2 separate regions of the Homo sapiens genome follow, and region 2 is linked to region 1. Evidence: read pairs that join two places in POLR2A ChIA-PET (ENCODE). Cell type or tissue: PC-3. All regions are shown on one strand.

Region 1 (8,000 bases):
GGGATTACAGGCGCCCGCCACCACGCCCGGCTAATTTTTTGTATTTTTAGTTGAGATGGGGTTTCACCGTGTTAGCCAGGATGGTCTCTATCTCCTGGCATTACAGGCGTGAGCCACCGCGCCCGGCCCTAACTACTCTTTTTTAAGAAATCTTTCCCACCATCCCTTCAGTGTTCTTAATTTTTCTTTTTCTTTCTTTATTTTTATTATTTATTTATTTATTTTTTATTTTTTGCAAGTGAAAAACTCTCCTTTATCTCAGGTTCTGTCAGTTACATATATATAAAATCCTAAATTCTGATCCATTTTCTTTTTTAAGCATGCTGAATAAATCCACTACACTTCTACCAGTGAGAGTTAATCTCCAAGCTAATTAATTCACCCTCTTTTTAAAGTAAAATTTGTTGTAAAAAATGGCATGCCAAAAAAATATACTTTTCAGTCAACTGCCTTGAGAATATGCTATTTTCTAACCACAAGACAATTTTTCTGAGTCTCAGCACAGGAAACCAAACATCCAGTAAGAGGTGGCCTGACATAAATAAGTACTAAAAGACTAGCATTAAAATATGTTTTATAAGATAGATTTTTTTTCTGGAATGACTTTCTAAAATTATTTCTTGTACATTTCCTCCCCTTTCTCCTGTCTTTATTTTTTTAATGTTGTATATTATCCAAATTATGCCCCAGATTTAGATGAATCCTTCTTTCATGCTGATTCTGTTTTTTAGTCTCTTTTTCACTGCATCTTTTTCGTTGGCCTTAAATCCAAATAACTGCACATTTGACATGGATTTGAGGGCAGATATTTCTCTCATTAGTGTCATACCACCACTGACATAGTCCAGAATATAAATGTTATACATAAACATTTTCTTTGTTTATATAGTAACATTTGAAATATACTGTATGCTTATACAGGCACTTCTCTTTTACTGCTTGATACCATGTTGTTTTGGGTCTTGGGAGAGGGGTTTTATTCAAATAAATAACTTTTGGATTACAGCTTGGGGTCAGTTTAGTTTCTCGAAGCTGATCTTTATAATGATGATCTCCAGCTTTAGAAAAAATAGTGCGCTGCTTTCTAAATCAAAGATTCACTCAAGGGTTGGGCACAGTGGCTCAAACCTGTAATCCCAGAATTTTGGGAGGCTCAGGTGGGAGGATTGCTTGAACTAAGGAGTTTCAGACCAGCCTGGGCAACATAGCAAGACCCCTTCTCTTAAAAAAAAAAAAAAAAAAAAGGGGGGGCTGAGCACAGCTCATGCCTGTAATCTCAGCACTTTGGGAGGCCGACACAGGCAGATCACTTGAGGCCATGAGCTCGAGACCAGCCTGGCCAACATGGCAAAACCCCATCTCTACTAAAAATACAAAAAATTAGCTGGGCATGGTGATGCACGCCTGTAGTCCTAGCTACTCGGGAGGCTGAGGCAGGAGAATCGCTTGAACCCTGGAAGCAAAGGTTGCAGTGAGCTGAGATCACACCACTGCTCTCCAGCCTGGGCAACAAAGCAAGACTCAGTCTTTAAAATAAATAAATAAATAAATAAGATTTACTTGGCCAGGTGTGGTGGCTCACACCTGTAATTCCAGCATTTTGGGAGCCTGACGGGTGGATCACTTGAGGTCAGGAATTCAACACCAGCCTGGCCAACATGGTAAAACCCTGTCTCTACTAAAAATAAAAAAATTAGCTGGGCATGGTAGCATGAGCCTGTAATCCCAGCCACTGGGTAGGCTGAGGCAGGAGAATCACTTGAACCCAGGAGACAAAGGTTGCAGTGAGCCGAGATCTCACCACTGGGCAACAGAGTGAGACCCCATCTCAAAAACAAAAAAAAAAATACTGTTATTCTTACTCTAGCTCTAGTAGTTTACATATATTTTCTTATATTGGATTCTAATTCTTTGAAAACCAGTAGATTAATAAAGTGTTAGGGGTGGAAAGGATCTTTGTTTTTTTTTTGTTTTTGCAACAAGAGCCTCACTCTGTCATCCAGGCTGGAGTGCAGTGGGGTGATCTCGGCTCACTGCAACCTCCACCTTCTGGGTTGAAGTGATTCTCCTGCCTCAGCCTCCTGAGTACCTGGGATTACAGGCACCCGCCACCATGCCCAGCTAATTTTTGTATTTTTAGTAGGGATGGGGTTTCACCATGTTGGCCAGGCTGATCTTGAACTCCTGGCCTCAAGTGATCTGCCCGCCTTGGCCTCCCAAAGTTCTGGGATTACAGGGGTGAGACACCAAACCTGGCCAGGGCTAGAAAGAATCTTGAATATTATTTAGTTTGTACTTTCATGACACATATATATTCCTATTTATAGTGGGGAGAATGTAGCTAGTATTTGATTTGTAAAAACACTTTAATGACTAATCTTTTATATGTTGTATTTTTTTTTAACTCCAAAGGAAGTTCATGACCAATTGGCAAGTTAATGAGTGCAGGTGTTTTAAAATCTATGAGTTTAGAAGAAGCAAAAAATCACTTTATTCTAAGTGGTCCAGGAGGGTACTGTTACCAGTATTGTACTCTTGAAATGTTGTCTTCTTTGTCCTCTCAAAATGGAAGTGTTGCTTAGGTGGCCAGAACAGTTAACTTAGGTTTAATGTGACAAATACTGGAAAAGTGTTAGAAAGAGAATAATGGTATGCTAAGTAGATGGGAACTGGCAGATACGGCCTCTTGCAGCCAATAACCCAGGTGGTTGTCCGAAGAGCACCAATATGTTATAGTTAACTCCAGCAGATGAAAGAAGGAAGAATTGGGCAATAGATTCGTCTTGTTTTATCTCTTTTTCTAAATCCTATCCAAAGCTCCAAAAAGATATATGAAGCTAGTGTCATTTGAAAAAAAAAAAAAAATGAAAAAGCTCACCCCTCTAAAAAAAATGGCAATTATTTTTGAAGTGCATTAGAGTTGTGGCACTAAAGACTGAAAACACCTGAGGTTGCATGCCAGCCTGTGACAGGAAGCTGTCATCTCAATGACTTCTGACAAAAGAATTAAACTAGACTTGGTGATGGCTGGGCGAGAGACAACAAAAAATTGAGCTAGTGCCATTTCATACTGCAGACCAATTTTGAAGATTTAAAATGTAAATGCAGTCTAATAAAAATGTTAATGCACACACCCTTTGACCCAGCAAATCCATTTCTAGGATTTGGATATCCAAAAATGCTATCACATGTGCACAAGGATATGTGAGCAAGATTATTGACCAAAGTCAATAATTGTAAAAACATTTTTCCATGAGAGGAAATGTGGTTAAACTGTGATTCATTCATGCCATAGAATACTATCCAACTTTTCAAAAACAATGCGGTGGATCTCTGTTTACTCAGTAGACCAAATAAAATCTTTAGCAAGAAAAGCAAGTTGCTGGATTAAACATAGCATATCCTACTTTTTTAAAAAAGTGTTTTAAATAAATGTTAGTGAGGTTTTAAATAATTCTTAAAAGAAAAAGCTGGAATGATGCACTCTTAAGAGTTACAGATTTTTACTCTCCGCATTCATATTTCTGGAAGATCTGAATTTTCTACCATGAGCATTTATTTTTATAATCAGAGAAAAGCAATAAAGATTTAAAATGAAAGTGTAAATGGATAACTGTTACTTTGAGGTGGTGTCCTGCCTGTATTCCCCCTATTGGGCCAGCACCACCTTTCACCCACCTCCCTCATTGAATATTGAGGCTGAATATTGAATATTGAATATTGAATAGCTTTGATAGCTGTGTCCCAAACTCCTGCTGTTTTTGTGGAAGGAAAATAATTCTAATTCTACAGTTTTAGAGTGCAAATTGATTAATGATTAATTTTGCAATTTTCCTTGCAAAATTTTAAGGAGGATTTTTGGTGTTTTTGTTTGTTTTAGAGGCAGAATCTCATTCTGTCCCCCAGGCTGGTGTGTAGTGGTGCAGTCAGCTCACTGCAGCCTCAAACTCCTGGGCTCAAGCAATCCTTGCGCCTCTGTGTCCCAAAGTGCTGGGATTACAAGCATGAATTTCTGTACCCATCCTTAAGGAGGATTTAGTGTCTAGAAACTTCTGACCTTTTTTTCTTTTCATTTTTTTTTTTTCTTTTCTGAGACAGAGTCTTGCTCTGTCACCCAGGCTGGAGTGCAGTGGCATGATCTTGGCTCACTGCCTCCCAAGTAGCTGGGACTAAAGGCATGTACCACCCCGCCCGGCTAATTTTTGTATTTTTATTAGAGATGGGGTTTCACCATGTTTGCCAGACTGGTCTCAAACTCCTGACCTCAAGTAATCCGCCCGCCTCAACCTCCCAAAGTGCTGGGATTACAGGCGTGAGCCACTGCACCCGGCCTCTTTTTCTTTTTAATATAAGTAATAATTACCTTTGAGAAACTAAAGGAGCTGGGTATGGTAGCTCACACCTGTAATCCCAGAACTTTGGGAGCCTGAGGCAGGCAGATCACAAGGTCAGGAGATCAAGACCATCCCGGCCAACATGGTGAAACCCCGTCTCTACTAAAAAAAAATAGAAAAATTAGCCAGGCGTGGGAGCGGGCGCCTATAGTCCCAGCTACTGGGGAGGCTGAGGCAGGAGAATGGCTTGAACCTGGGAGGCGAAGCTTGCAGTGAGCTGAGATCAGGACACTGCACTCCAGCCTGGGCAACAGAGCAAGACTCTGTTTCAAAAAAAAAAGAAAAAGAAAGACACAGCCAGGCGCGGTGGCTCATGCCTGTAATCCCAGCACTTTGAGAGGATGAAGCAGATGGATCACGAGGTCAGGAGTTCAAGACCAGCCTGGCCAACATTCTACTAAAAATACAAAAAAATTAGCTGGGAATGGTGGCGCACGCCTGTAGTCCCAGCTACTCGGGAGGCTGAGGCAGGAGAATTGCTTGAACCCAGGAGGTGGAGGTTGCAGTGAGCAGAGATCACGCCACTGCCCTCCAGCTTGTGCAACAGAGTAAGACTTTGTCTCAAAAAAAGAAAGAATATTTTGCAGACTTCTAAGCTATCATGCCCATTCTGCCCACTGACCACCGTCCACAGCCAAAATGTTTCCACACAGAAAGAACTACTGCTGCTCCTTTTAAATTCCAAAAGTCAGTATCATACTTGTGCTTATGTATTTCCACAGCCTGGTCATCATAGCGAGATCTCATCTCTACAAAAAAATCTAAAAATTATCCAGGCGTGGTGGCTCACACAGGTAATCCTAGCACGTTGGGAGACCTAGGCAGAAAGATCACTCGAGGCCAGGAATTCAAGACCAACCTGGCCAACATAGCAAGACCCCTTCTCTATTTTTAAAAATAATTAGCTGTGCATGGTGACATGAGCCTGTAGTCCCAGCTACGCAGGAGGCTGAGGCGGGAGGATCACTTGAACCTAGGTGTTTGAGGCTGCAGTGAGCCATGATCGTGCCAGTGCACTCCACTGAACAGAATGAGACCCTGTATCTTACAGAAAAATAATTACTTTCCTCATCTCTGTTGTTTGTGTTGATTTACACTCCTCTTTTCAGCTGTCTTTTTGTTTTTCTTTCACAGTCCCTTATTCTTCCCTCTTCCCTTAAGAGAGATGCTTTAGGCTGGGCACGGTGACTCACGCCTGTAATCCCAGCACTTTGAGAGGTCAAGGTGGGCAGATCACCTGAGGTCGGGAGGTCGAGACCAGCCTAGCCAACGTGGTGAAACCCCGTCTTTACTAAAAATACAAAAATTATCTGGGTGTGGTGGTGGGCGCCTGTAATCCCAGCTACTCAGGAGGCTGAGGCAGGAGAATTGCTTGAACTTGGGAGGCAACAGTTGCAGTGAACCACGATTGCGCCACTGCACTCAAGCCTGGGCGACAGTGAGATGCCGTCTCAAAACAAAAACAAAAGAGAGATGCTTTACCCCTTCGCCACTGCACCTGAGAACCTCAGCCCAGCTCAGCTGTGCTGGAGCCCTCCTCGAGGTGTGCTGTGGTTTTCCCTCCTGCTGTCATTTACCCCCTCACTGCTCCTCCTGATGGCAGCAAGTGCGCAAACATTCCCTTCCCTGCCCTACAGGTTAGGCCAGGTGTTTATAATAATAAACTGCATTATTCTTCTGTTCCTCATGTTTGACACACTTCAGAAAAATGATTCCCAAACATTGTGTCTTGTGACACTCCAGGATCTGCCCAATTTAAGTTGTGAAATCCCTTTTAGTCAGAAATTTTTAATTTCTTTTAATTTTTTTAAGTGGCATATGGCACTTTTCTGAGGAGAGGGATGGCATGATCCAAGTAAGGTGATTAAACTCTTAAAAATAACAGTATTCACTGTTTAGTTAGTCTAGTCAAGTGGCTCCTAAATCCTCATTTCAAAATCACATGACAGCTGGACATAGTTCCAGTATCACCTTTTCCCAGGTAAATTGTTCACTTGGTACCTGTGAGTGCCTGCTCAATCTGGGCAGTTAATTTGGTCTCACCCTACAGTGACACAGATTTGCTTCATAATTATATGGGGCAGTAGAGCACTTAATTGGAAGTCACTGAGTCACGGATCCTTTCATTCCTCCTGCAGTCTGCAAGCTCTTGACCTGGGGCAAGGCACTTAATTTGTCTGAGCCCTATTTGCCTCATCAGCATAAGAAGGTTACTAGTCTAAGAGATCACTAAGCTTTATCCCAACTCTAAAATGATGTTTCACGACCGGCATGTTGGCTCACACCTGTAATCCCAGCATTTTAGGAGGCCAAGGCAGGCGGATCAAGAGATCAGGGGTTCGAGACCAGCCTGGCCAGCATGGTGAAACCCCGTCTCTACTAAAAATACAAAAATGAGCTGGGTGTGGTAGTGCATGCCTGTAATCCCAGCTACTCTGGAGGCTGAGGCAGCAGAATCGCTTGAACCTGGGAGGTGGAAGTTGCAGTGAGCCAAGATCGTGCCATTGCACTCTGGCCTGGGCGACAGAGTGAGACTTCAGTCTCAAAAAAATAAAATATAATGCTGTTTCACATGAAAGTAGTCTTTTGTTTTCTTTTGGTTTTTTGCTTGTATATGTGTATATATTTTTTTTTTTTTTTAGACAGGGTCTTGATCTGTCACCTAAGCTGGAGTGCAGTGGTGCAATCATAGCTCACTGCAGCCTCCAACTCCCATGCTCAAGCAATCCACCCACTTTAGCCCCCTGAAAATAGCAGAGACTACAGGCCCGTTCCACCATGCCCAGCTAAGAAAGTAGTGTTTTAGGCTGGGCGCAGTAGTCACACCTGTAATCCCAGCACTTCAGGAGGACGAGGTGGGCGGATCACAAAGTCAGGAGTTCGAGACCAGCCTGACCAACATGGTGAAACCCCGTCTCCACTAAAAATACAAAAATTAGCCAGGGCCCGGCACGGTGGCTTACGCCTGTTATCCCAGCACTTTAGGAGGCTGACGCGGATGGATCACCTAAGGTCAGGAGTTCGAGACCAGCCTGACCAACATGGAGAAACCCAGTCTCTACTAAAAGTACAAAATTAGCCTGGTGTAGTGGTGGGTGCCTGTAATCCCAGCTACTCAGAGGGCTGAGGCAGGAGAATCACTTGAACCCGGGAGTTGGAGGTTGCAGTGAGCCAAGGTCACGCCATTGCACTCCAGCCTAGGCAAGAAGAGTGAAACTTTGTCTCAAAAAAAAAATTAGCTGGATATGGTGGCGCACTTGTAATCCCAGCTACTCAGGAGGCTGAAGCAGGAGAATCGCTTGAACCTGAGAGATGGAGGTTGCAGTGAGCCGAGATCGCACTACTGCACTCCAGCCTGGGCAACACAGCAAGGCTCCGTCTCAAAAAAAAAAGAAAGAAAAGAAAAGAAAGTGGTGTTTTATACTGGAAAAAGCACTGGAGTTTTGTTTTTTTCTTTTCTTTTCTTTTCTTACAGAAAAATTGAGTTTGCATAGCCGGGCGCAGTGGCTTACGCCTGTAATCCCAGCACTTTGGGAGGCCGAGCCAGGTGGATCACGACGTCTGGAGTTGGAGACCAGCCTGACAAACATGGTGAAACCCCATCTC
Region 2 (8,000 bases), 92 kb before region 1:
GACTTCACAGGTTGTACCCTTAGAAACTGTATGACTCAAATATATTCTTTAGCAGTGATTTTTAATTCAAATACAGTTGCTTCTTCACATTATACAGAAATGCTGTTAACGAATACTGTTACTAGGTACAATAATAACTGAAATGGCTCTTAAACTTATCTTAAGACTATTCCATCTATGTAGGAAGCAAATACCGAGTTTTAACAAATGAAATAGTGGGTATTTTTTAAAACACACTCTGGAGCCCATACATTAAAAAACAAACACACAGAAATCTAACCTGTTAGAGTACTGCTGGGTTTTTAAGTTTATTTATCAGAGAATCTACTTGATTTTACTTTAAAATGTTCTCCAGACCTACAACCATTAAAGGTTTCTACCTAACATTACTTCTTAAATATTTTATTCTAACGACTTTCATAATGAATATCTCAAACTGCACTGCCACAAAGACATCAATTAATCAAAACATAAAACCTATAGAAGAACATAATTAAAAGAGATGCTAAGGTTCTATTATAGCAGGGTCCCAACCTTTGGGGAGCCACAGAATCTTTTTTATTTTTATTTTTTTGAGACAGGGTCTTGCTCTCTTGCCCAAGCTGAAGTGCAATGGTGCAATTTACAGCTCACTGCAACTTCCGCCTCCAGGGCTCAAGCGATCCTCCTGCCTCCGCCTCCTGAGTAGCTGGTACCACAGGTACATGCCACCAAGTCTGGCTAAGTTTTGTATTTTTTTGTAGAGACAGGGTTTCACCATGTTGCCCAGGCTGATCTCAGACTCCTGAACTCAAGTGATCCACCTGCCTCGGCCTCTGAATGTTGGAGTTACAGGTGTGAGCTACTGCCAGAAGTCTGATTATCAGTAGAGGGTAGGGTGCTGGTTTTGACAGAAATTGGAAACTAATTGTGAAGAAAAGGATTCTTTTGCCATACCTCTGATAGCAAGTATTAAGCTTTTGTTCCCTTTTATGAAGTAGTTTAGGTTATCTAAAGTGGGAGTTTAGATATGAGTTATGAGTTATCTAATTTTGTAAAACATATATAAAAACTATTTTTGTATATGTTTTACAAAATTAGTTTGGTTTTACCAAAACAAAACAAAAAAAAAACAAAAAAACTACTAGTTTTGTATGTTTTACAAAATTAGAAGACTTAAACCAGCCAAGCCTCTGGCTAATTTAAGTAGTAGTATAGAGATAGCTGTTCTGTAAGGTCATGCAGATACGAAAATGTAATTAATCAACAGCAGTCAGCTACAGTTCTTTCGTCAAGGCTTCAAACCTCCTTAGGCATAGGCCAGATTTGTTCCCAGAGTCAAATATAAAAATGTGACTATCAGTAGATAAAATCCAATGCCAGATTTTCAACAGATATTTCCCGTTTAGTCTTAGCCTATCTTCACAGTACTGTGTAAGACAGTTTCCAATACACACAAGTGAAAATACTGGAGAGATGTTGTCTAAATCAGAATGCAAACATTCTACATGGAGTGACAAATTTTTATACTTTAACCAATTGATGCAAAGTTAACAAAATTGGACCACTTTCTTTATGTGATCTAACCCTGATCATTTCTTCCGAAACTATAAAGCTACCCAATGCAAAATGAAGCTGACATTATTTTACAAGCATAAAGAAAAATAGTTCATTCCTTACTTTAGTACCACTAGCATTTGCAAGACTTTATCAACACTATAAAGGTCTGTACAGTTCTGATTATGTCCAAATCTACGAATGCATAGCAGACCAGGTGCAGAGGCTCACGCCTGTAATCCCAGCACTTTGGGAGGCCAAGGTGGGCAGATCACTTGAGGTCAGGAGTTGGACAGCAGCCCGGCCAACATGGTGAAACCCCTTCTGTACTAAAAATACAAAAATTAGCCGGCTGTGGTGTCAGGCACTTGTAGTCCCAACTACTTAGGAGGCTGAGGCAAGAGAATCACTTGAACCCAGGAGGCAGAGGCTGCAGTGAGCTGAGATTGCAACACAGCACTCCAACCTGGGCAACAGAGAGAAACTTTTCCTCAAAGAAGAAAAAAAAAAAGAATGCACAGGAGTCTGCCTCTGACTCGTGGGAAAGCGTGGCAAACACTACACTTTCAACTTCAAAGGCTAGCATTTCTTACATGAAGAGCTAATGTGGTTGGGCTTTTTAAAATAATAACAACATTATTTCCAAATAAATGTTTCCAATGGAGTCTTATATCGACTATACAAGTACTATCCGAAAACGTTTACTTGTCAAAAAGAGCTCTAAGTCCACAAACCTATACACCATACTAATTTAGGTATTTTCTTCTACATTCCCATTTTACACATGCAGAAACTAAAGCACATTATCATGAAGAACTTAACGTAAAGCTGCTAAATAATTAGCTTATTTCCCCATAAATACTTTCATGAGTCAGCAGAGAAATTCCTATAATTCATAAGAGATCTATCCTCCAAAATGTAATGAAGTCAGTTTTCTAATACAAGTGCACATGCCACATGTATTTTTTATCACCAGCTACAATACACAGCTTGGGAAACACCTGTACCACACTGTAATTTGAAACATAAATGACAGTGTAATGCCTGGAACTGTTTAGAAAGGCAGTCGGATGAGCCTGATTCCTGTATGCTTTTATCCTCTTAGGTAAATAAATAGGGGAACAAAATTTTGAACCCCGTTCCCATTCCAGCCTTCAATTATATATTCGTATAAATTATATAAACTCTTGTAACTGCATTAGACAACAATGCTGTTACAAATATGCCTGGCTTTGGGAAGTCACACATCACAGCTTGTAACCCTGAGCAAGCATAAGCAATGTTTGTCTCCGTTTTTCCTCACTTAAAAAATGGTAATAATAACACTCATACCTCAGCAGGTTGTTTGGAATATTAAATAAGAATATATGTAAAGTGCTTAATACTATGGCTGGACTGCAATGTAGTGTACACTGTATATTAGTTATAATAATTACTGTAGTGAGTCTACATTAATAGCCTGCAGCTCCTTTTCTGTTACCCATTTGGGAATTGCCCCATTTCCACATTCAGGCTTCAAATAAACATTAGAAGACTGGGAAGGAGCGTACAGCACTGGGACAGACTGTGAGTCACAACCAGTTTTAATGAGTTGCAATTAAATGGACTTTCCAAATATCTACCATTTAAACCTTCAAAAAACTATTCTAGGAAAACAAATATGGGAAAAAACTCCTCTCCCACCATATAATTTATCATATAAAACTAAGAAAGTGTAGTGCTTAAAAGAAAAAAATCCTAAGCTAGAAAAAACAAGAAGACATCAATAGCGGGTAAACCACAACCTTCCTGGCAAACTATGACATATGATCAACCACAGACATTAAAGAAAATGACAACGTATCCTAATAGTAAACAATAGTATCTGAAATATCTTTATTCAAAAGGAAGTATATGCCTGTATCTAAACCTGTGTGTATCATCTGATTTAAGGGACTCATACATATAAGCCTATAGTGATTGATTTTAACATTTTTTTATCAGTTGTTCATGTCATTGAGAAATGTCAACAGAAACTACATTTTGATATCCATCAGCCAGAATTAATAGTTGAAGTATTAGCCTTGTTTTGGTACAGGTAATGGGTACATTATTTAAAGCTGAGAGAAAAGCCTTAATTTTGTGCTTCTAATATATCAAGAATAAAAATGAGAAGCCCATAACAATATAAATACTATTCTTACAGCTAAGGTTCAAACTGAATACTTGTATTTTAGGGCTTACAAAAATTCTAAATTAAAATTTATATATGTGTGAAGCAATTTAAACTATATCCTTACATTTTTACTATGAATTTAAATTCTTTCAATCAATGGGCAATTATACACACTAGTCAATATATAAAAAGCTTAAACAGAGTTTGCTTCTTCCTAAAAGCCTTTTGAATGTAATTAGAGCAAATTTGGATGAGAATTTTAAAATGGCAACCAAATCCAACTAATCAAAATATCAAACTGGTAAAGTAAAACAAAACAGAACAAGAAGTTTATACGATAGTAACACCTAGCATACTTCCCTCCCTCTGCCCATCAAATCTGTAAAAGACAGAAACGCATTTTAAAGCTAAGAAGTACCAATCTACCTGCAGCTCCTTGGGGAGCTTCATCTGTCCGAGCAGCTGAAGAATTTACTGCCTCCTGGTTGCTTTCAGGGTCTGCCATTTTCTCCTGTCGACGAGCTTCAGCTGCTCCTCTTTTGCCCAGGCCAGAGCCTCGCCGACTACAACAGAAAAATGTCATCATGGGCAGCATTACCAGTGAACCAGGAGCAATGTATACACAACACAAAGCTCAAATTCATGGAGCACAAAGCCAGTTTCTTCTTCGTCCTCTTTTTAAATAAAAGTAAGTGCACAAAATCACCATGTATAACAACCAAGACTTTGTATATTTAAAATTCTTCCAAGTTATATTGCATTTACAATACAAGCTTTTGTTACTGTGAGCTGTTGTCATCCTCAGAAACAGAAACGATTTTTAAAACACTTCCAACTAAAAAGAAAAGTGACTCTTTCTGCAGAGAAAATTCAATTCGTTTAAAATAGAGCATCACTTCCAGGGTAAATAGTGGATTAATATATTAATGCTGGCTGGGTACGGTAGCTCATGCCTGTAACCCCAGCACTTTGGGAGGCTGAGGCAGGTGGATCACCTGAGCTCAGGAGTTCAAGACCAGCCTGACCAACATGATGAAACCCTGTCTCTACTAAAAATACAAAAATTAGCCAGGTGTGGTGGCATGCGCCTGTAATCCCAGCTACTTGGGAGGCCAAGACAAAAAATTGCTCGAACCCGGGAGGCGGAGGTTGCAGTGAGCCGAGATCATGCCACTGCACTCCATCTTGGGCGGCAGCAACAACAAAAAAATTATACAAAAGAACTGCAGATTAACATTGAGAATGCGAGGAAGGGAGGAGGAGGAGATGGAAAAAAATTTCCCAGCCCGTGTTCCAGATTACCTAAATCATATAAAAATAACTATCCTAATAATGAATAACTCCATTCTTTAAATTATGGATTTAATATTATTAATAAATACAGATAACATTTGGGAAAGATATTCATCTAGGACAGAGACACAGAATAAATTATGGAAAAAGAATGACCACTTATTTCTCCTATAGAAAATTACATTTTATTGATAATAAACCTTTTTTTCTCCTTCAACAGCGAAATCAGTAAGCAAACCAGGGAGAAGCAAAAATACTTCCCCCAAAATTATTCAAACTTGATAGCATTTAAACAAAAGCTCCCCAAATTATCTCAAGAAAGGCAGAAACCTGTTACTAAAGACATGTTTTAGACTAAAGTCACACTACAGTAAAGTGAGAGAAGCAGGCACAACTGACCTACAAAGGAAGGCTCTGGCTTACCTGAGAGCACTGGAAGAGTTTATTCTCATTACAGAAAAAGCTTCCCTACACAGAAATTTGCTTAACTAATCTTTCCTTCACAAGGAAACAGCTCATTCCCAACCCATTTTACAAAGGTACAAATTAGTGGGATTCAAATTCACTCATTTAAGATCTAATCTCCACCAACACACTGGGCTGACCACTTTGGATACATAGGGCTGCTGCCCTCAAGGAGTGCTACTCTAAAGAGAAACAAGGACACCCTTAGTAGGTGACCAAGGCACTGTATATAAGCAGAATCTCAACTAATTCAGAAAAGATTTGCCATGAAGAGCACTTCAAGCAGGTGGCTAGATTAGACGGCCTGCGCACAGCATGATCATGCCTCAGTGGGTAATTTCGCACGTGCTAATTATCGTTGAGTAGAAGGAGAGACGGTTGCAGAGAACAGCAGGGCAAGCAAGACAATTACAACACTAGATTACCTGACTTCGCATATGGCTTAAAATTAATTTTCAGACACAATAAATCCAGTTTGCATCTCAGACTAAACCTTGAGTAATTAAGATTCAAAATTTGGCCCAAAATAGGACAAAAACTCTGGAAAACTAAGAAGTTTCTTCAGAAATCCTCAGAAAAGTTGCTATGCAACCTCAAAAGCAAACAGGTGTACTAAATCCAGATATTTTAAACAATCTAAAAAATTTAAAAACAGGTTGAAAAGATTTAAGGTGGCAAAGCTATATTTCTTATGACTTATAGGCACCAAGTTGTACTGTTTACTTATGTCGCTATTGTAACACCGCCAAGAGTAGAGATAAGAACCAAAAGAAGTGGAAAGACCTTTCTGCTAACCTGAGTGGGAAAACGTAAGCTAAAATCATTCCCCCCTGCATTACTAGTGTTGATGCATTTACTAGAGGGAACAAGCTACAGTCATGTGCTGCATAATGTTGTTTCTGTCAAGGACGAACCACGTATATGACCGTGGTCCTGCAAGATTATTAATACCCTATTTTTACTGTACCTTTTCTATGTTTAGATATGTTTAGATGCATAAATGCTTGCCATGGTGTTACAACTGTCTACAGTATTCTGTAAGGTAACGTGTTTTACAGGTTTGTGGCTAGGAGCAACAGGCTACCACACGGCCTAGATGTGTAGTAAGCTATACTATCTAGGTTTGTTTTAAGTGTTCTCCATGATGTTTGCATGGCAAAATCACCTAATGACACATATCTCAGAACGTGTCCTCCTCATTAAAAGTGGCATGACTGGCCGGGCACGGTGGCTCACGCTTGTAATCCCAGCACTTTGGGAGGCCGAGGCAGGTGGATCACGAGGTCAGGAGACCGAGACCATCCCGGTTAACATGGTGAAAACCCATCTCTACTAAAAATACAAAAAAAATTAGCTGGGCATGGTGGCGGGCGCCTATAGTCCCAGCTACTCGGGAGGCCGAGGCAGGAGAATGGCGTGAACCCGGGAGGCAGAGTTTGCAGTGAGCCGAGATTGTGCCATTGCACTCCAGCCTGGGCGACAGAGTGAGACTCCATCTCAAAAAAAAAAAAAAGAAAAAAGTGGCATGACTTACACAAAGACGGAGAACTCATATATAGCTACTGAATAATTAGCAGCGGAATGGCACCTGACTAACCGACCAAGCCTGAAAAGCCGAGAGGAAGTTGCAGGAGATTTTTACCTTTAGGCTAAGATTCTCAATCAGTTAATAAAAGTATATGAAATATTAACTGTATCACATCAAAGATAGTTGTTTTGAAAGTGAGATCTACAGCAACTAGAATCTAGAATTGGAGATGGGAGAGAACACACATAATAACTACACCTTTTCTTGAGCGAAAGGTGTTATAAAAATTAAGTACATTTCCCCCTCCATTCATTAAACTTAGCAACTAGTTCTAACACTTTTAGAAACCAACTGGGCAACAGTACAGCCATTAAAACAGGCATCCTTTTTGATTCATTAATCACACTATTGGGAAATTTAACTACCTTTTAAAAACAACCCAAATCTGCATAAAGATGCTCATTAGAAGTATATTTGGCAGACGAGAACTCTGTAAACAGTCAAAGGTCCTGCTACTGTCAACAGTATTGTGAAAATAGCGTTAACAACAAAGGAAAAGTAGAAGATAAAAGTATCGTCAAGAAATAGAATGATTAGAACTTAGTAGAAACATGTAAATAAATATTGCGGAGAAATTCACAAAGATAATACCAGTTATGTTAGAATATGTCTTTACTCAAGTAAAAAAAAATTTAAATAATTTTTTAAAAATCATCGGGCACGGTGGCTCACGCCTGTAATCCCAGCACTGTGAGAGGCTGAGGAGGGTGGATCACTTGAGGTTGGGAGTTGGAGACCAGCCTGGCCAACATGGTGAAACCGCATCTCTACTAAAAATAAAAAAATTAGCTGGGTGGGGTGGCAGGCACCTGTAATCCCAGCTACTAGGGAGGCTAAGGCAGGAGAACCACCTGAACCCGGGAGGCGCAGGTTGCAGTGAGCCAAGATCGCGCCACTGCACTCCAGCCTGGGTGACAAGAGCAAGACTCCGTCAAAAAACAAAACAAAACAAACAAAACAAAA

The links. ChIA-PET counts read pairs that join two places held together with the same protein. Peaks named below come from ENCODE experiments on the same cell type or tissue, not always from the same donor. Only the 100,000 strongest peaks of a DNase experiment are listed, where the experiment ranks them.
Region 2: POLR2A ChIA-PET joins it to region 1 with 11 read pairs; 12 of 35 experiments call an interaction of 5 or more read pairs at or near these places.

Annotation. Positions count from the first base shown.
Region 1 is chr2:229,924,902-229,932,901 of GRCh38, forward strand. The region is part of intron 1 of FBXO36 (F-box protein 36); the gene reads left to right. Among named protein-coding and RNA genes, the nearest start is that of FBXO36, 6.4 kb to the left of the region's middle. In PC-3, a CTCF peak has its summit at 6,040; DNase peaks (open chromatin) are centred at 3,210 and 6,010; H3K4me3 peaks cover 1,374 bases; H3K27ac peaks cover 2,921 bases.
Region 2 is chr2:229,832,731-229,840,730 of GRCh38, forward strand. TRIP12 (thyroid hormone receptor interactor 12) reads right to left here. Exons shown (of 42, transcript NM_001348323.3): 6 at 4,118-4,254. Among named protein-coding and RNA genes, the nearest start is that of TRIP12, 85 kb to the right of the region's middle. In PC-3, no CTCF peak of the experiment used is centred here; no DNase peak of the experiment used is centred here; H3K27ac peaks cover 1,084 bases.